Regions from separate parts of the Homo sapiens genome. Here region 1 is linked to region 2. Evidence: chromatin loops called from intact Hi-C (ENCODE). Cell type or tissue: gastrocnemius medialis. All regions are shown on one strand. Each heading gives the region's core, and the rest is flanking DNA. Links, peaks and the distances in the headings are about the cores only.

What was found. Hi-C counts contacts between places; a loop is a spot of excess contacts. Peaks named below come from ENCODE experiments on the same cell type or tissue, not always from the same donor. Only the 100,000 strongest peaks of a DNase experiment are listed, where the experiment ranks them.
Region 1: a loop joins it to region 2, with 2.5 times the contacts of the local background. A loop is called at or near these places in 32 of 110 quality-filtered maps.

What each region holds. Positions count from the first base shown.
Region 1 is chr18:36,175,288-36,185,630 of GRCh38, forward strand. ELP2 (elongator acetyltransferase complex subunit 2) reads left to right here. Exons shown (of 22, transcript NM_018255.4): 22 at 1-5,270. It overlaps COSMOC (cell fate and sterol metabolism associated divergent transcript of MOCOS), which reads right to left. Exons shown (of 2, transcript NR_134605.1): 2 at 4,714-5,103. Among named protein-coding and RNA genes, the nearest start is that of COSMOC, 7.0 kb to the right of the region's middle. In gastrocnemius medialis, for the core only: no CTCF peak of the experiment used is centred there; a DNase peak (open chromatin) is centred at 4,884.
Region 2 is chr18:36,280,040-36,290,382 of GRCh38, forward strand. No RefSeq gene overlaps it. Among named protein-coding and RNA genes, the nearest start is that of FHOD3, 13 kb to the right of the region's middle. In gastrocnemius medialis, for the core only: a CTCF peak has its summit at 4,845 (motif pointing left); no DNase peak of the experiment used is centred there.

The DNA of each region.
Region 1 (10,343 bases), core at 578-8,577, 110 kb before region 2:
ATGTAGAAAATAAAGAGAGGAAACCTAGATTACTTAATTTTATTTTAACATTTTCTATAGATAGCATACCACGCCAAGTGTGCTCTGTCTTGATCCCCTTCTTTCTAGCATCTGCCAGACATTGTAGAGTTTCGCAAGCAGTTGTAGGTTTGAGCTGCAGCCAGTCATTTCTTTTATTCTTTAAAAGTACATAGATTTGTCTTTTTAGGGCTTTACTGAAAGTAAAATATCCTGACATTTAAACTGACAGATGTAGGAGGTAAAAAATAGAGTTCTGAAACATTTGAATTTATGTGACAGCTGAAGTCACGAGATGAGGGATATATGTCCCCCAGGGAGGATGCAGAAAGAAGAAAAGGGTACTGGAAACAGCATGTCAGTGGTGCCAGCTGAGGGCTGGAGGCAGCCAGGAGAGTTGGGAGCCTGGGTGCTGGGTGGAGAGAGGTTAACAGGGAAGACATGGGAAGTATTGTGAAGGCTGGTGTGAGCAGGGGACTACTCCAGCCCTGTTGGAACATAGAGCCATTTGGCAGATTGACAATGCAGTGACAGCTGTATATAATAAATGTGTTGAAAGGAGGAAGGTGAGGATTTTCTTGGTGGGAGTTTATGCTGTTATTTAACATATTTTGCTTCCAAAGGGGTTAAGATGTTTTACCTAAATGGAGGTTTCTAGGTCAGTGCTATACAATATTTCTAATCTGTGTTTTATAGTGTGAGCTACATATGTAATTTTAAAATTTTCAAGTAGCCACATAATAAAGGAAACAGGTGAAATTTAATGACATATTTCCTTTAATACGGTATATCCAAAATATTATTATGTCAACCTATAATCAGTATAAAAACCTGTTACTGAAATATTTTATAGGGCCCATCTCAGTTCAGACTAGCCACATTTAAGTGCTTCATAGCCACATGTGGCTCATGGCCATCCATATTTGGACAATGTACTTTAGACTATTGCATCTGTATACTCTTGTGCCGTCAGCTGGGGGGTGGGGTGTGTGTGCGTGTATACCAAGGCAGTGAGCATCTGAGCTTTGAACCTCAAAGACCAAAATGCCCTGCCCATTTTCCTGCTTATCAGCTGAGGAATCTTTACCCACATTGACACATGGGCTTGTTCTGACCCAAGTGCATGCAGGCTTCCAGAGCAGATTCAGAGGCCTAACTTAGTCCTTTAGCTTTCCTCCCAGCACAGAACTCCCAAGGTTATCTGCAAGTAGGCCTTGCCTAGAGAGACTGAGTTTTCAAGTTGTCAGTTTTCCCAAATTGTCCTCAAGCATCTTCCTCTGGAATCACCTTACTGTTTAGTAAACATTCAGAGGACTTGCTACACATCTGGGCAGTCTGCATTGTAATTCATATGTGTTTACACATTTGTGTCTTCATCTGCTAAAGCACCTTTGAACCATATTGTAATTCATAATATCTGAAGCAATTATTATGAATTGTAGTAATTCATAATATTGAAGCGATTCATAATATCTGAAGCAATCCCCAGATACGGGTTAGGCATGGCCCTGCTCTGAGCAGGATGGCAAAAGTGGCAGTCCGTGACGCAGCCCTTGTTACCCCAGGCTATTACTAAATGGTGGTGGTGGTTTTATCTTAATTAAAATGACATCACCAACAATGGGCCCTTTCCTGTCTGCCAGGAAAAGTTTTCTGTAGTGACGCACGTGTTGTGTGTGTATGTGTGCGTTTGAGGCTATATTACTCATTGCTACGGCAGTTCAAAATGACTTGGAAAAAAACAATGAACGCTGGTCATTGATATGTATACTGACATGTTTGAGGGAAGTTACTGTGGTCTGTAACTTATGAAATACATAAAAAATATGATGGGTGGAGTGACGGACACATGGACAGATATGAAGCAAGCACTGTAAAATATTAGTGGTAGTTTTTGTATGCCCATACTCACGGCACCATTATTCACAGTAGCTAAGAGATGGAAGCAATATGTGCCCATCAGTGGGTGAATGATCAACAAAATGTGGTATATTCATACAGTGGAATATTATTCAGCCTCTAAAAGGAAGATACGCTGACATGTGCTGCAACATGGATGAATCTTGAGGACATGATGCTAAGTGAAGTAAGCCAGTCACTGGAAGACAAATACTCTATGCTTCCATTTATGTGAAGTATCTAGAGCAGTCAAATGCATAGAAACAAGTAGAATGGTAGTTGCCAAGGACTGGGGGAGGAGGAAATGAGGAGTTGTTTAATGGGTATAGTGTTTCAGTTTTGCAAGATAAAAAGTCCTGTGGATTGGTTGCACAGTTAAGTTATGTGAATGCTGTATGCCAACTCAACTGTACACTCTAAAATGGTTAAGATGGTAAATCTTATCTTTATTTTACCACAGTTTTTTTTAAAGCATGGTAAACACCATTTCCCAGGATGTAAATCGGTACTAAAAAAAAAGTGCTCCAAAGTAAGATATATTTGGGAAACACAGGGATAACTAAGGTTAGATAGGTGTTCTTTATTGCAGGAATTCTAAGAGCATTTAACAAATTAATTTACACTGGGAATTTTCAGTGTGGAGGGTCTGGCTCATAGCATTTCACAAACATTATACTTCAGAGTCCCAAAGCCTTTAAATAAAATGTTAATGGTAGAAACTCCTTAAGGGGTGTTCACTGTACAATTCTTTCAACTTTTCTGCATGCTGGGAGTTTTTTTGGTAACAACGTGTTGGGGAAAATGGCCTTGGAATATTTCATTCAAATTGGAGCCAAGCTAACACAAAGCTGTTGCTGCTAGTGGGAACAGCCCTGATGTCCATGTAACAAGCTGCCCTCCCCAACTCCCTCCTTCCTGTTTCTCCCTCCTCGGCACCCACTTCTAGGATTAACAGGCAGGGAGACGGGAGAGCCCAGCTCTGGGTACAGTTGGGCCACAGCAGAAGGAGGGCCAGGGTAGAGGTTTGGGCCTTGGCTCTGATGCTTGAACATAAACACACCTAGTCAGAAGTACATCAGTACAAAGTGGGCCCTACAAAATTATAGGGTCAGAAAACAGGTAAGTGGTTACCAGGGGCTGGGAATGGGGAGAGGAGTGACTACAGAGGGACCTAGATTCTTCAACAAATACATTACAAGAGGAAAAGGGAAGGGAAGGGAAGCCTGGAGATTGAAAGATACTTGAGACGTGTGAATCCAGTGCAATGTATGAACCTTGTTTGCCTCTTGATCTGAACTAGCCAATCAATCTTGTAAAAATGTGCTTAAGGGACAAAGCAAATTTGAACTCTGGCTGGATATTTGATGATATTAAGGAAACAACATTTAAACATATGACAGTGGGGCTATGGTTATGATTGGTTTTGTTTTTTTTTTCTCTAGAGACTGGGTTTTGCAGTGTTACCTAAGCTGGTCTTGAACTCCTGGGCTCAAGCAGTTCTCCCACCTCAGCCTTGGTTTAAGAAAAAAAAAAAAAAAGTTCTCTTGAATCATAATTTCAGTATTTATGGATGAAATCAATTTATGTCTTGGGTTGTTTCATAATGATTGTGTGTGTGTCAAGGACTAGATGGGTTTTAGATGTGTGGATTATTAATGAAGCTGGGCAGTGTTGGGGTGGTCATACTATTCTAATTTTTTAATATACTTAAAATTTCCTTATAAGAATTGTTTAGAAAGAATGAGCATATCCATAAGTTAAATACAAAAATTGTTACATTGTGAGGAGTTCTTCCCCTTCTAGCATGTAGTGGATGGTCCAGTATTAAGGCTCTGCCATGCTTAAACAAGAGACTGGCACTCCAAGGACAATGAGGCTGAGGCCAGAAGAGAGACAGCGTGTTGGATGGCTGCATGTGGTTGGTGGATAGAGGACTCTGAGCCCCACTCTGGTGGACTCAGAGATCTGGGACCCGGGCCGGGCGTGGTGGCTCATGCCTGTAATCCCAGCAATTTGGGAGGCTGAGGCGGGTGGATCACTTGAGGTCAGGAGTTCGAGACCAGCCTGGCCAACATGGTGAAACCCCATCTCTACTAAAAATACAAAAAAAAAAAAAAAATTAGTCGGGCATGGTGGTGGGCGCCTGTAATCCCAGATGTTCCAGAGGCTGAGGCAGGAGAACCGCTTGAACCCAGGAGGAGGAGGAGGTTGCAGTGGGCCGAGATCGAGCCACTGCACTCCAGCCTGGGCAACAGAGTGAGACTCCATCTCAAAAAAAAAAAAAAAAAAAAAAAAAATCTGGGACCCAGTACTGAGTGAAGACACCAGAGTGAAGGAGAGAGGCCATGCTGTGTCCGAGAAGCTCCTACTGGGGTGGAAGGGACAGCTCCACAAAGGCTGCTCTTGCAGGGGCTCTCCTGCAGCAAGGTGCCTGCTGACTGTCCCCAGACTGTCTCCCGACACAGAGGGATGCAAAGGCAGCCTCTTCCTGCTCAGTGGAATAGGGAAATTATATCACCTTTCACTTCCCACTCTCACTTCTGCCCCTGCTACCCTTAGTCTTTGGCTTTTGCTGACATTTTCCCCTCTTATCTTTTCTCCTGACCAAGTTCTAGGTATTTCATAGGGCAGTCTAGGTGAGGGTTGGAACCCCAATGAGTTGGGCAACAGAAACCCAGCTCACACTGGCTGTCACTGTGGGCAAGCTGTTCCCCTCATCTCTAAAAGTGGAGATGAGATTAGTGTATGAGTCTGGCTTCCATTCAACTGTGTGTGAAAAAAAATTGTAAAATTTTCTTTCTGGTTTACGCAAGTTAAAAGTTTATTTCTCTCATATGAAAGGAGTCAAGGCAGACAGACCAGGATGGGGAGGGAGATGTCTACAGGGTCAAGGACCCAGGCTCTTATTTCGCTGTCTGACGTCCTTAGTATGAGGCTTTCACCTTCCAGGATGGCTGCTTGGCCTCCTGCCATGGTCTTTGCGTTCCAGCCAGCAAAGAGGAAGAAGGCATGAAGAAAGGCCTGCCCCTGACTTTAAAAACATTTCTTGGAAGTCCCATACTATTTTGCTTAATCTCCTCGGGCAGAATTTAGTGTTGTGGCCATACCGAGCTTCAGGAGAAGCTGGGAAATTAAATCTTTATTGCAGATGCCCATGTGCTCAGCAGAGAACTGGGGTGCTTCATTCTGGAAGAAAGGGAGAACAACAGTAACCAGTGTGTAGGATTGTTCTGAGAATTAAATGAGCCAATATATGAAAAACACTAGTTTGGTCCCTGGGATATAAATAAGACAGCAGTAATTTGTATCTGGTACTATTATGATTAAATAAAGCTCTGCTCGTGTCAACTCCATAGAGCCTTTGGTAAACCCCTCAAGTATTCTTTTTTGTTTTTCCTCTGAATTCCGGAGTATTTTATTCCAGTTTTGTTTTATGGCACTTGTCACCTTATATCTTCTATTTTTGTGTATGTTTTATGCTGTGTCAGGTAGATGCCTTCTATTGTAAGGAAGTTCATCTCAAACACAAAGGAATTACTGGCTCATATGACTGAGAAAAATTCAGTGGTGGGATAGGCTTCAGGTGCAGTTTGATATGGGCTCTGCCTTCCTTTCTCTAGTTTGCTTAGCTCTGCCCTTTCCATGGCAGCCTTCTTCTTTTGTTATTATTTGAGACTGAGTTTCACTCTTGTTGCCCAGGCTGGAGTGCAGTGGCGTGATCTCGGCTCACTGCAACCTCCAACTCCTGGGTTCAAGTGATTCTCCTGCCTCAGCCCCCTGAATAGCTGGGATTACAGGCACATGCCAACACTCCTGGCTAATTTTTGTATTTTTAGTAGAGACGGGGTTTCACCATGTTGGCCAGGCTAGTCCTGAACTCCTGACCTCAGGTGATCCACCCACCTCAGCTTCCCAAAGTGCTGGGATTACAGGCATGAGCCACTGGGCCTGGCCCGTTATTATTTTTAATAGAGGCAGGGCCTTACTATGTTGCCCAAGCTGGTCTCAAACTCCTGGGCTCAAGCCATCCTCCTGTCTTGGCCTCCCGAAGTGCTGGGATTACAGGCATGAGCCACTGGGCCTGGCCCGTTATTATTTTTAATAGAGACAGGGCCTTACTATGTTGCCCAAGCTGGTCTCAAACTCCTGGGCTCAAGCCATCCTCCTGTCTTGGCCTCCCGAAGTGCTGGGATTATAGGGGTGGGCCACCATGCCTGGCCACATGGCAGCTTTCCCCTGAGGCCGTTCTCCCTCATTGCCGTAAGAGGAATGCAAACAGCCCCTACATTACTTTTTTCCTTGTTAGTATCAAAGGAAATAACTCTTAGCATTAAGTCTCTAACTTTACTCTGACTGGACCATTCCTCAGCTAATCACAGTGGGCAGGGGAAAGCCGCATGTTAAGTGGCTTGGGCCTGCCCATCTGATGTAACAAGCTGTGAGATCACCTGTGCTGGCCTAGAGGCAGAGTAGGTCCCAGTGAGATCACATAGCTGCTCTAACGTGGGGTGGTTCTCCAAAGCAAAATCAGAGGGGCCAATGGATACAGGATGGGCAACCAATGCAAGCCCCCTATACGAACCTGCTAAAGCCTAAACACCTGCGCATCAGATGGTTTTCCTGTTGTCCACAGCATCCCTGAATTCAGCAAATATGTATTGCCACATATTTGCTGAATTCAGGGATGAATGAGTTTGATAATGCTGATGGCTGGTGGAGGAAGTATTCTCAAATGTAATCTGCCAGTCGGTAAATAGAATATCTGAGATTCCTGTCTTGGTGGTTAAAGGGGTAGGGGGCAAAGAGTAGGAGGGAGGTGCTAGCACAGAAGGGACCAAGAAGGGGCTGGCCTGGCCCAGTGGACCTGCTCATGAATGAACATGGGAGAAGCCGAGCCCCCAGGAAGACAGCGCCAGGAAGATTGCTGCTCTGGGCCCTTTGCCCTCTCAGTCCTGTGGTCTACCTAGTATTGGTGGGTTTGGTTGTTTCAAACATTAGATATAATGGAGCCTTGTTCCCAATCATTTCATGATGTTGAACTGCCCTTTTCATTTCTATTCACAGGAAAGGTCTTGTGTCACTCTAGGGGAGGGAGCTTCCTGGGGTTTCTGATCTTTCTTTCCACTGCTCTCAGTTTCTACCAGGGCACTCTGCCAGTCTTTGGAGATAAACTTGCTCCAATGCTATGTCTGTCTCACTGCTTCCTTTGCCAGCCCTCTTCTGACTTCCTAGGTACCAGGATATCCAGGTCTGTGAGCTCTCATTTTTGGAAAAGTGTGCATTTCACTCTAGTAGGAAACACTTAAGTTAATTTCATTATCCAAACCAAATTCAGCCTTCTTGGACATACCTATCCCTATCCTGATATTTGTTGGGAAATTTGATTCCTCGTAATTGCAGCCCCCAACTGTAGGTTGGTGCAAAAGTAATTGCAGTTTTTGCCATTTTGATGCAAAAGCCGCAATTACTTTTGCAGCAACCTAATATCTTCCAGACTAGGAGGCCAAGGTTTTCAGGGGGCTCACCAGTGGGAAAACCTCTACCCTTACTCACCATTTAGGACTTGACCACTATAGTGGAGCTGCCATCCCCACCTGGATAATAGAGCTGTTCCTGCTTAGGCCACTGCATACCACCTACCCAACAAGTTTAACAATCTGTCCTAATTGTTTAACCCTTGTCCTAATAGGCCTTATGGCCTTAGATATTGCCAAGGTGCTCTCTTCTGGCTCTGTCCCCACTTCTCTAACTGAACTTTCCCACCTGTGGCATGAGACAGAGACCCTTTAAGTGCCACTGTCCCCAGGGTTCTGGCCTCTTTCCCTAAACACTTCAGAGCTCCTGAGATGACCTGTCCACAAGCCCCTCACATGACTCAAGTCTCCAACCCCAGACACTCTGTCCCTTTTGAGCCCTGAATCTCCACCGAGATGTCCTGACCGAGTTCCATATTGTCTCCCTATGCCTGAGACTCCCTCTGTCCACTCAGTCTCCCAATCTGACAGCACCAAGTCACCTTGGGCCAGTCCTTCGTCCCATTCATCCCTGAATTTCATCACTTCTGCACGATCTGGGCCTCAGACCAGGCCCTCACTGCTCTTCGCCAGGACTTTTGCCCAGCCTCTGACAGCAGGGCTGCCTGCAACCTCCCCACTCCCACCTCCCCCACTGCTGCCTGGGGTCTAAGCACACCCCGATCCAGCCACTCTCAGGAGGAGACTCTAGGGTGTTCATGTCCCTTTTAGACCAAGGCCAGCTTTCTCCTCTGTACCAGAAAGTCTGACCCCTCTTACTTCTCTCACTCCCCATCACACTTATCCCCACAGAGCTGCAGTCTGTGCTCCAGCTTCATTAAAAGTCCTGCATCTGGAATTCTCTGAGCCTTTTTGCAGCTCTAGACCTTTGAGTATGGAATGCTGCCTTCCTTCCCCCACCTCCTCCTCCAGGACCCTCTGGGCAGGTCTCCCAGCAGCCCCAGGTCTGGGAGGCTCTTTACCCCAAGCCTGGACCTTTGTGGGAAGGACTTTTCTCTAGCGCTCTGCAGCCTGGAGGGGTGACCTGACTATGAACCTATCTCCTTCCTCATCCCAGGAGCCTCTCAGGCACAGAGACTGCCTTGCTGACTGTTGTCTTCTCAGTGCCTACCATGTTTGCAGCAGGGCACAGCTGCCCAGTGAACACTGAATAAATGCCCCTGCCAAAAGCACTAGTAATTTTCAAGTGAATCTTCTAGTGTTTCAAGCCTGGACAGTTGCAAGAGGTTATAGCTGGTTTTCCTGCTCCCAATTCTCACAGGCTCATCCAGTCTGGTCATGGCCATTGGATAGTTCTACCTAAATCACTCATAGGGCACTTTCTAGTTCCAAAGCCTGCCTTTCCTTTGTTTGTCTACCACCAACTCCAAGCCTAACTCTGACAAGCACTCATTCATCTTCTGCTGAGTGAGTGAATGAATGAATGAATGAATGAATACATGAATGAATGCTTTGTATATAGTAGAGATTCTTGCAAGTGGAGCCCATTGCTAGGAGACACTGGGGGTGGGAGTTGTTAACCTGGGAGCAAGGGGATTTCGGGAAGCATCATCAGGAGGTAAGGAATCAGGCTCAGTGAGGTGCACCAGGGACTAAGATTCACACGGGGAGAGATTTAAAGTACAAAATTGAGGGCATCTCACCTGTCTGCCCAACTGGCTCATAGACACATAATTTTTCAAGTTCTTAGGTGAGAAAGGGTTGCAAGTGGGAGTTGGAAGAGCTGTTTTCCTACCTAGCTGTAAACTTTAGGTGCAGAAGCTGGCCTCTGGGGAACTCAGCATGGACCAGCTCAGGTTGCTTGGAAGCTCCAAGGCCAGCAGCTGGACCAGGTGAGAAGTGGCCATGGCAGCCTATAGCACAGGGCCCAGGAGATCACTCCTCCTCCCAGGTCAGACATTCCTTGGTGGGGATAGAGGTTCTGCTTAAGGCAGGGTGAGAGCGAGCAATCTGACTTCTGATAGTCTCTTTCTGGTAGGAGCGGCCCAGGGAATCTTGGTGAAATGCACCTAAGGGTGCCAATTAGAGGCCAAGACTCCCAGTGTTTCTCACATTCCCTACTCCTCCTCCCATCTTGACTGGCTCACTGCTATGGCCCACTTCAAAGGCTTCCTCCTTTGGGCTACCTTCCCTGGATATCTTGCTAGGAAGTAGCCGCTTCCTCTCTTTCAATTCTATACCTGCATCCTGAACCAGTGCTGCCTGGGCACTCAGCCCACATTGCCTTGTGGCTAGTGTAGGTTCATTTTCCTACTCAGCTGTAGGTGCTATCTTCACATCCACCCTCCCAAGCACACAGTGCCCTAGATGGGCATAGCCAACTGCTTTAAAGTATTTCTGGATTAATGGTAGATCCGTGATTTTTAATAACCTTCAGGAGTTCTGCACTGACTTGGCCTATTCCAATCCATCACTAGGCGAGCTTGTCTGAAGCAGCACCCCTGTGGACTGGTGGTTTGTTAGTTGGCTGTAGAACTCCTTGAGGAGAGGTTCTCCTTACATTTCCAGGGAAATGACCTAGGCCCTCCCTCCTCAGAGTGCCATTCGTGAATGGGGCATCAGCATCACCTGGGCTACTTAGAAACACAGAACCTCAAAGAGTCAGAACCTGCCTTTGAATAGGCTCTCTAGGGGATTCATGCAAATGAATGCCTGGAAACCCTGGCCTAGGGGAGACTCTCACCAGGAAGCAGGGCTTTAAAAGGATGGGTGAGGAGTGACACACTGAACAGCTGCTGGGAGGACCAACTCACCCCTCTCAACTTAGATGGGGAAACTGAGGCCCTGGGAACCACGGTGGCTCACACCAGAGAGTTAGCAAAACACACTTCCCTGCCTGGGCTCTGGAGACTGACTTCCCAGGTGCTAGCTTGTCTTCTAGCTGTGTGCCCG
Region 2 (10,343 bases), core at 840-8,839:
AGTTTGTTAAATGGTTTTACTGTATCAATTGATATGATCATGTGATTTTTCTTCTGTGGTTATTATGGTGGACTATATTGATTGGTTTCCAAATATTGAAATAGTCTTGCTATTCCTGGATAAACTCCATTGATCCTGATATTTTATTTTTTTCATATATTCCTGGGTTTGATTGCTAATATTTTGTTGAGGATCTAAGCTCATGAGGGATACTGGTCTGTAATTTTCTTTTCTTGCACTGTCTTTGTCTGGTTGCCAGAATCTCTGAATACAATGTGTATTTGTCTTATTAATATTTTTCTTTCTGCTGCATCAGTTTTTGCTTCATGTATTTTGGAGCTATGTTATTTGGTGCATTTCCCCTAAGATTGCTATGCCTTCGTGATGGACTTATTCCTTTATTGATGTGTAATATTCTTTGTCCTTAGAAATTTTCTTTGCTCTGCAGTCCAATTTATCTAATATTCATATAGCCATTTCTGAGGATTATAAGCTCCTATCACTTATGAACATAAATTCAGAAATTCTTTAAAAAGTAGCAAACTTTGTTCAGTAATATCTGCAAAGATGATATATTATGACCATGTTGTATTAATTTCAAGGATGCCGAGGTTTACTTTTAGAAAATAAGAGATTAAAGGAGCAAGTCAAATTGTCTCAGTAAATGAAGAGAACAATTTTGATAGAAATTCCACATTCACTTGTAATTAAACACACCTTTTAGCAAGCAGAAGAAATATTAGTGTAAATAATACTAACTGCTCTAACAAGCAAAGCAAAAATCTCCATGGCTTACTGGTGGTAGTGATGGAGGCAGTGAGCATGGCGGTACGATCTGTGGTGCGATGCCTGGCAGAGCCTTTAGTGGTGTCTACTTTAGAGTAGCTATGCAATCTCCAAAACTGATTCTTTGGCTCTCTGGGGAGTCTGCGAGCTACACAATATCCTTTATTACACCTATTTTCTGCTTAGTCTTGTGAGAATTAGTTTCTATTGTTTCCAACTAAGAATTCTGACGGATAGAAAATGTGGTGCCTGATGTGTACCACATCAGTGAATAGTAAGGACTCAAATATTTCAAATTGGAAGGTTGATAACCTTTATTATATTGCGGCAAAATATTTATCAATCTGTTGCCTGTTGTCTTTTGAGACATTGACCATATGCCAACCGTATGGCATATGTTAGAAGACATACGGAAAAAAATCACATTGATGGGGCTCCTTTTTGCAGAGTTCAGCAAAGTTCTAAGGAAGATAAATAAACTCAGGCTAGGAGAGAACCACATCAAGGTCATGGCCATCACATAATTAGCTAAGAACTCTGAAATAAGGTACACTTTTGGGTTTCTAGAAAGTTTTAAATGTGTAGTACCATAAAAGCTTGATGTGCCCAATTCTTGTCAATATTTCCTCATCAGAATTGTTGTGTGATTTTTAATACATAGAGTTGACCAAAATAAAAACCTTCCATTTAGTTTTGAAAGATCTGTATTAGCAAAAGCGCCACCAGTCTGGACTAAAAGGGACTGACTATTCAAGATATAAAAAAAAACTTCTAAGCTTCAGACTTCATATGGAAAGAAAGAAAAAAGATAAGGCTATTCAGCCACCAAAAAGTGCACATTCTCCAAAGTGCCCTTTTCAGACGGGCACTTCAGAAGGACATAACCCAAGGAGTGTTATGGAGAAGAAAAGACCTTTCAGAGGATGGATCCAAGAGTCACCGAGAGCAATGAACTGATGCAGAAATGTAAGCTTATTGTGGGAAAAGTAGAAATAGAGATGAGCAAAAAGAAATACCCTCTCATCCTACCACCCTATCAGAGACACAGTTAACCTTGAATGATTTGGTGTATAGGTTTCCAGACTTTCCCCCGTGCCACCAATAACTCGTGCCCTTCTGTGTAGCTTCTCTTAGTGCTCTTGTGACTCTGTTCTTTGCATTGATGGAAAAGCCATATGTGGTGGCTCTCCAGGATTCTTGAAAAAAGCTCAGCCCTGGCCTTTCCAGACAGCTCGTTGGGAGTTTAGAACACCCTTTTGTCATCCCTTTGAGATCTTGGCTGGATGCCACCCTGGGCTCCTCTCTGGCTCACTACCCTCCTCTCCTGGCCTTCTTCACCAGCTTTGGTTAATGAAACTTGATGGATCATAGTGCCGAGCACTGTGCTTCGTGCTGGGGGCACAAAGATGCATTTTACATAGTCCCTGCTCTTAAGGAGCTGAGTGAGGATCTAGTGGGTGGAACCAATGTATAAGCAGAAACCATTAAAATAATCTAGTCACTAATTTCAACAGTTCCCATGAGGGAAGCATTTAAAAATGATTTCACACGCAGAGTTTGGTCCCCAATTTTAGAAAAAACTTATAAATCCTGTTAAAACATGGCTTCAGCTAAGAAGTCCCAATGAATTTTAAATGTTTATTTAACATTTAAAGCAGCAGATTTACGAGAAATCTATTCAAAATGTTGAATTTATAGTAGTTGTACCCTTTCCACATGTTTTGCTTATAGCTCAAATTAGCCTTTTTAAAAAACACAGTTGCTTAATGATGCTGAATTAATCATTCACTCAGCAATAATTAATTCTTACCAGTGGAAGCACGATGACTTTTCTCATAAAACATGGAGAAAAACAACTCATTTAGTGACTTAGTGACAAAGTAGTATGTTGGAATTTTGATTGCAGTAACTGAAGATGAGTAGGGTTATTGAGATCATACTTTTTTGCACATTAAAAACTATTTCTTATTAAAGAAATTTATTAATAAAAATAACATTTATTTTCTACTTGTGAATGTATATAGAGTCATGCACTTTTATTTTATTTAATTCTCACAAAAACCCTAAGGGTAGGTATTTATACCTACATTTTCCAAATGAGGAAACTGAGGCTTAGAGGGATTAATTGACCCAATCAAGATCAGAGGACGACTTATACAGAGCAAGGATAAGATTTGAACCTAGGTCTGCCTTTTCACCATTGTGATAAACTGCTGAATAATGATCATTGTGGGCACCATTGTAAGCACTTCACAGGTATTAAATTACTTAATCCTCTCTAACAAGTTTATGAGAAATCTATGACTATTACCATCTCCATTTTAGAAATGAGGGAAGAGAGGCACGGAGAGAGTAAGTCACTTGCCCTAGGACCCTGAGCTCGTAAGTAGTGGGGCTAGGTTTTGAACCCAGGCCTCTAACTCAGGCATCCATTTTTTTGCTCACCTCACTCAAGGAAAGCCATTATTGTTTATTAAACAAATTGCTTTTTGATACACATAAAATATTGTAAAAATAAGCATTAGCAAGTGATTTGTTCATGAGCTGTGATGGCCACTGTGTGCCTCCCATTGCACTGGATGGTGATTGTGAGAAAAGAAAAGACCACAGTTCTTTTTTATAGAACAGCATCTCACTCTATCACCCAGGCTGGAGTGCAGTGGCATGATCATAGCTCACTGTAACCTCAAACCCCTTGCTCAAGTCATCCTCCCGCCCCAGCCTCCCAAAACACTGGGATTACAGGCTTAAGCCATGGGCACGGTCCCACAGTTCTCGTGTTCAGTGAGCTAGATGGCTCTTATCAGATGATCACAAGGACAATGGCGCTTTCAGGGAGGTTCGGGAGCCAGGTGTACATCTAGCAGGGACCAGGTTGGCCTGTGAGATTGAAAGGGAAGTCCCACAGATGGTCAGAGTGCCATCTCCTTGGGATGACAGAAAGCTGTCCATGAACTGGGTTCAGTGGCTCATGCCTGTAATCCCCACACTTTGGGAGCCCAAGGTGGGTGGATCACGAGGTCAGAAGATTGAGACCATCCTGGCCAACATGGTGAGACCCTGTCTCTACTAAAAATACAAAAAAATTAGCTGGGCATGGTGGCGGGCGCCTGTAATCTCAGCTACTCAGGAGGCTGAGGCAGGAGAATCACTTGAACCCGGGAGGCGGAGTTTGCAGTGAGCTGAGATCATGCCACTGCACTCTAGCCTGGGTGACAGCAAGAGACTCCATCTCAAAAAAAAAAAGAATGCTGTCCATACAGAAGCTGCCATGTCCGTTTCCACCAACAACTACCTCTGGCCTCCAGGGCCTTCAGCAAGGGAAGAGAGGAAAAGGCATTTGGAGTGTGCCACAACCTTTCAACTGCGATGAGAGACGCTAGGCACTGGAAGGCTGGCTCCAGTGATGGCATTTGTTCTTTGGAGTGACCCTCTGATCAGAAGAAGCCCTCTGGACCAACTGTGTCCCATCCTTCTCAGCTCTTTTTTATCCGAGAGGGAGGGGTAAGCTACTGAGGACAGCACAGGCTACAGGGATCCAGCGGATCCAGAGATCCACTGCTAGAACCGAATGCTGGCTAGTGCTTGAAGAGGATGCTGATACAACAAGCCATCCAAGGACACTGAAAGCAGCAGAAACCTTCACTGGGCAGGCAGTGTTCCCAGCACCTCGGATCTCCAAGAAAGGCTGAGGCTCTTCTTGCCAAGGGAAGAGTTCAGGACATCCTTGGAAGCAGAAGGAAAGCTAGGATCCATCCACCTGGCAGGCACCTTCAGCCTGTCTTTCCTTTTTGTTTTTAGTCTTTTCCCTATTCTCTTGTTTGTGCAGACAGAATTAACTTCTACATAACTCACTTTGCAAATCTCCAAATAAAAATCATGGAAAACATCATACTATATGAGCAAGTGATTGAACATCTCTAAGTCTTACTATGTCTCATCTGAAAAGCGAGGAAAACCACAGGATCTATCTTATAGAATCGAGATCAAATGAGCCAGTTTGTATTTTAGCTCAGTGCCTCAAAATAATTATGCCTGAGTAATCCAAGTCTACCACCTGCTGGCAGCATTAGGTAAGTGCAGAATTTGTTTCTTCAAGAGGCTAAAAACTGGTGCAAATTGGGTCAGCAAATCCTAAAGAGAAGAATGGCAAACATGATCACACCTCTGACCCTCTGCCTGGGTTACTGAATGGACCAGATTTCAGATGATTTTCAGTATTGATGTTGGTGTCGTTTAAAAGTTAGTTTCTGAATTATTTCTTGATCAGATTACTTAAACCTACTTTACATCGACCATTCTTTTGGGGTTCCCTATTTTTCTTAGAATTCTTTAAGGACGCTGCTTTGCATTGGTGATTTCATTAGGTAGAGTCTCTCTCTCTCTCTTTCTGAGTGGGTGTGTGACTGTATACAAAAATATATAAATATATGTACATATAGAAAACGTTTTAATATGTATAGAGATGTGTATATGTATATATAGAGAGAGTATTTTAATGCATCTATGTGGAGTGTGTGTGTACATTGAGAGAGCTTTAATATATAGTGCCCATTCTCAGCAGCAGATCTAGGTTTTGTGAGCCTAAAATGCATGCAATTTTAAAGTCATCTTTAAGGAAAAGAATACAAAATCAGGCCAGGTGCAGTGGCTGATACCTGTAATCCCAGAACTTTAGGAGGCTGAGGCAGGAGCATCACTTGAGGCCAGGAGTTTGAGACCAGCCTGGGCAATATAGTGAGACTTCATTTCTATAAAATATTAAAAATTATCTGAGTGTGACTGCATGCACCTGTGGTTTCAGCTACTCTGGAGGCTGAGGTGAGAGGACTGCTTGAGCCAGGGAGGTGGAGGTTGCAGTGAGCCAGCCTGAGTGACACAGCAAGACCCTGTCTCGAAAGAAAAAGAAAAAGAAACCCTGCAAAACAAAAAACAAACCAAAACCCAATAAAAACCCAACCCCAAACAGAAACAAACAAAGAATATAAAACCATGAATTAAAAATTAGATACAAAAAGATTGACTTGCATGAGAAGAGAAGGGGCTTTGGAAGAAGTCTGCACAGTAACAGCCCTGAGCTGAAACCTTGTTACCTTTGTAATAAATCTGCCTCTGCCTGATTTCTCACTGCCTCCTTTTCTTGTCCATCTAAGTGCCGCCCAACCTCTCCAGGGTTACTTTTACAGTGCTTTTTGCAGTTTACAGAGTGAAGCACTTTTTGTTAACTTCCTAAACGGTCCCATGAAGACCTGTCCTGGTCTTTCCTCTTCAACTTATGGGTGGAAACAAATTGTTTTGACATCACTCGGAGACACTACTTGCTGCAGTCAGGACAGAGTCCTCCATTCATTGTGACCTGGGGATTTCCTTTCCACCTGGGTGCTGAAGCTCTCTGTTGCAGGAAGCATGTCTGGTTATCAAAAATTATTATCCTCGGTCGGGCACAGTGGCTTACACCTGTAATCCCAGCACTTTGGGAGGCCAAGGCGGGTGGTTCACCTGAGGTCGAGAGTTCAAGACCAGCCTGAGCAACATGGTGAAATCCTGTCTCTACTAAAAATACAAAAATTAGCTGAGCATGGTGGTGGGTGCCTGTAATCCCAGCTACTCGGGAGGCTCAGGCAGGAGAATTGCTTGAACCTGGGAGGTGGAGGTTGCAGTGAGCCGAGATCACGCCACTGCACTCCAGCCTGGGTGACAAGAGCAAAACTCCTCAAAGAAAAAAAAAAATTCTCTCATTTCCTCCTGGGGCACAGCAAATATTATGTCACATTTATCCACAGTTTGGTAAAATAGCCTTACTTTTTTTTTTTTTTTTAGCTAAATAGATAACTAGCTAAAACTTTTTAACCAGAAAAGGTGAAGTTACCTTAGAAAAAATAATCGAAAATTGGACACTCAAGACCCTTCTACCCCCATACAATTGCTTTCCAGTGGCTAAAGTCAATGTACACTATTTGTATTCTGTTTTACTCTAAAGATTTTGTGTATTTCAACATGGTCTTCATAAGTACATTTAAATAATGCATGGTTGTATTCATGTATTATAAGTAATACAAATATACCTCATATTGATAGACATATAAATTTCCAGTTTTTAATTTTATAATTAATACTACAATAAACCTTATTTTTGAACATGGCTATTTATTTATTCATTTTTTTTTGCTCCTGCTAAATTATTTTCTAAGAATATGAATGGAATTCCAGGATAATATTTATGAAAATATTGCCAGGTACAGTCATAGTATTTTCCACTAGAAATGTGCAATATAAAGCGTGCAGTGTTTCACTAGCATGCAGATCCATGTGTTCAGGTTCCCTGCAGTTGGGCTTTCAAGTGTATCATAAGGAACATACACTCCAGTTCTTCCCTGGTGTAGCTTGTTGTGTTCGTGGCACCTTCATAGGACCAAGGAGGCAGCATGTACAGCCTCTAGGGAGAATGAACCAGAGTGGCTTCAGGATTTAGAGAAGGTAGAAGTGTGCCTGACGACAAGAATGCGGGGAGAGTAACGGGAACTGAGGAGTGGACAGAGTGACCCTGCATCTTTCCCCACCCAGTTCTAGTGAGGCTGGGAGGCTGAAAGATGCAGGCTCACTCCCAGCATCAGTGGGGCCCAGGACAAAAGTTCAAATGGATACCCATATGTCATATGTCTAAATATTTAACATTCATAAATTAAACATAAGAAATATTAACTAAAATATGTGCTAGCCTCCTACTCTGACAAAATCCTTGGCACTCTGCATAGGAGCACGATGGCATGGGAAGAGCTGGTCCAGCTCCTGGTTGCCAGCCATAGCCTACAGCCATTTTCTTCTCACCCTTGAGCCGTGAACCCCAGATGTGTAGACACTGGAGACTATACATTCAAACTCTGTCCATACCTTCCCCTGCAATCAGCTGCCATTTAGCCCCTTTTCATGCTTAGGGGTGCACCCCTACGGATGCTCTGAAAATGACACACACATACAGGCCTTGGGGACATGTTCAGAGTCATGTGGGCATCTGAGGTCCTGGTGCCTGGAGAATAGTCTAGAGAGCAGCTTGGGTTCCAGGTGGGCATAACATCTTGGTCCTGTGGACTTGCCCTATAGGGAAGGATGGCAGGAGCAGGGCCAGGATGAGGCCCTCCAAAGCATGGAGCCCAAGGCAGGGGCCTTTCTTGTTCTGGGCAAAGGGCAGTATTGTTAAAATTTTTCTGGAGAAAGTAAACTACCCCAGAGGAAAGACCTAAAGATAGTCAAGAAATAAGCCATTTGTCCACTGGTTTGGTCTGCAGTGGAGTCCATCAGGCAAAGTGCCTCTATTATACCCTAGAGCTTCCAATCAGCTTTCTTTCTTTCTTTTCTTTTTTCTTTTTCTTTTTTTTTTTTTTTTTTGAGGCAGAGTCTCGCTCTGTTGCCCAGGCTGGAGTGCAGTGGTGCAATCCTGGCTCACTGCAACCTCTGCCTCCCAGGTTCAAGCGATTTTCCTGCCCCAGCTTCCCAAGTAGCTGGGATTACAGGCGCCTGCCACCACACCCAGCTATTTTTCGTAGTTTTAGTAGAGACAGGGTTTCACCACATTGGTCAGGCTGGCCTCAAACTCCTGACCTCAAGTGATCCGCCTGCCTCGGCATCCCAAAGTGCTGGGATTACAGAAGTGGGCCACATTGCCCAGCCTCCCAGTTGGCTTTCAATGTGATGAACAGCCAAGGATCATGCCATTTGAGGAAAGTGTCTACTATAAAAGAAAAAAACTGAAAGAAAAAGAAGAAAGGAAGAACCCAAAGTGTACAGAAACAGTGCAGCAAAAAGAAGAAAACTTTAAAGAAAATGTGGTTAATAATATCAGGGAAATCCTGGAAATAAGAACAAGATATTTTAAAAAGAAAAATCACAGAACAAGACAGAATTCTTGAAAAGTAAAAACATGAATGCTGCAATACAACATTCAGTAGAAGAAAAGGAAATACAGTTTAGGAAATTTCCCAAAAAGTAGAAGAAAATAATCAGAGAGATGAACAGGGCAGAAAAGTTAAGAAAATTAGAGAACCTGCTTAGTGATCCAACATCTGAATAATAGGAGTTCTAGGAAGAGCAAGCAGAGAACACTGTGGAGAGGAAATGATCAAAAACAGGATATAAGAACATTTCTGCATCAAAGAGCAGGATCTCTGGATTAAGTAATATCCACAAAATGACAACAGGATGAATGAAAAAGAATCCCCACCAGGGCACCTCATCATGGAATTTCAGTATATTGGGAATAATGAGAAGGTTCAAAAAGCTTCCAAAGAGAGAGGGGAAAAAAGTTACCTATACAATGTAGAGTTACCTATACAGTTGCCCCTTGATATTCATGGTTGTTTGGTTCCAGGACCTCCCTTGGATACCAAAATCCGTGGGTGCTCAAGTCCTTCACATAAAATGGTGTAGTATTTAACATAACCTATGCATATCCTCCTGTATACTTTAAATCATCTGTAGATTACTTATAATATCTAATATCATGTAAATGTTATGTAAATAGCTGTTGTGTTGTTTAGGAAATAATGACAAATAAAAAAAGTCTGTACATGTTTAGTATAGATGCAAGCATTCATTCTTTTTTTGAATATTTCCAATCTGTGTAGGTTGACTCCATGGATGCAGAGCCCACAGACACAGAGGGCCAGCTATACCACAGCACAAATAGTCTAAAGCAACAAGAAAAATTAGAAGACAATGAAGCAATGCCTCAAAATTCTGAGTAAAAATCATTTTAACCTAGAATTGTATAACATATGTGTTATATTGTTTCAGAGATGACTACAACATTTCTTCATATCTGGGTACGTGTACCTCTTTGCAATGTGATTTCACTTCTCCCATCAGGGAGTGGAATCTATTTCCCCACTTCTTGAATCTAAGCTGATCTTAACTTATTTCAACCAAAAAAAAAAAAAGAGTAGCAAAACTGATACAGCATAATTTCTAAGCCCAGGTCTCAAGAGATCTTGCAGCTTCCACTGTTGACCTCTTAGAATGCTATCCTAAGTCTACCAGTGTAAAGAAGCCAGGTCTAGCCTATTAGATGAGAAACCCAAGGAGAGATGAACCATTCTAACTGAAGCCCCCATCTGGACCAGCCAGCTGACAGCCAGCGTACATTACCAGGCATGGAAGGAGGCTATTTTAGTCCCACCAGTCCCAGTCAAGCTTCTAGATGACTGCAACTACATGAACGATCTCAGGTGAGACCAGATCAAATTGCTGATCCACAGAATCAAAAGAAAATAAAATGGTTGTTATTTTAAGCTACTACATTTTGGAGTGGTTTCTTATACAACAAAGACTAAATAAAACAGGAATTGGTACCTAGAAGTAGAGTGCTACCATAACAAACCCCTAAATTGTGTGACAGTGGTTTTAGGACTGGGCAGGGGGCAGAGGCTGGGAAAGTGGTGAGGAAACCATTATTTGAATCTGCATGCAGATGAGGACTTTCTCCTCGGGTACAACTGCTCTGATGCAGAGACCTGTTACCGTAAAAGACAAAGTGTATAGCCCTTTCACACTCAATATGCAAT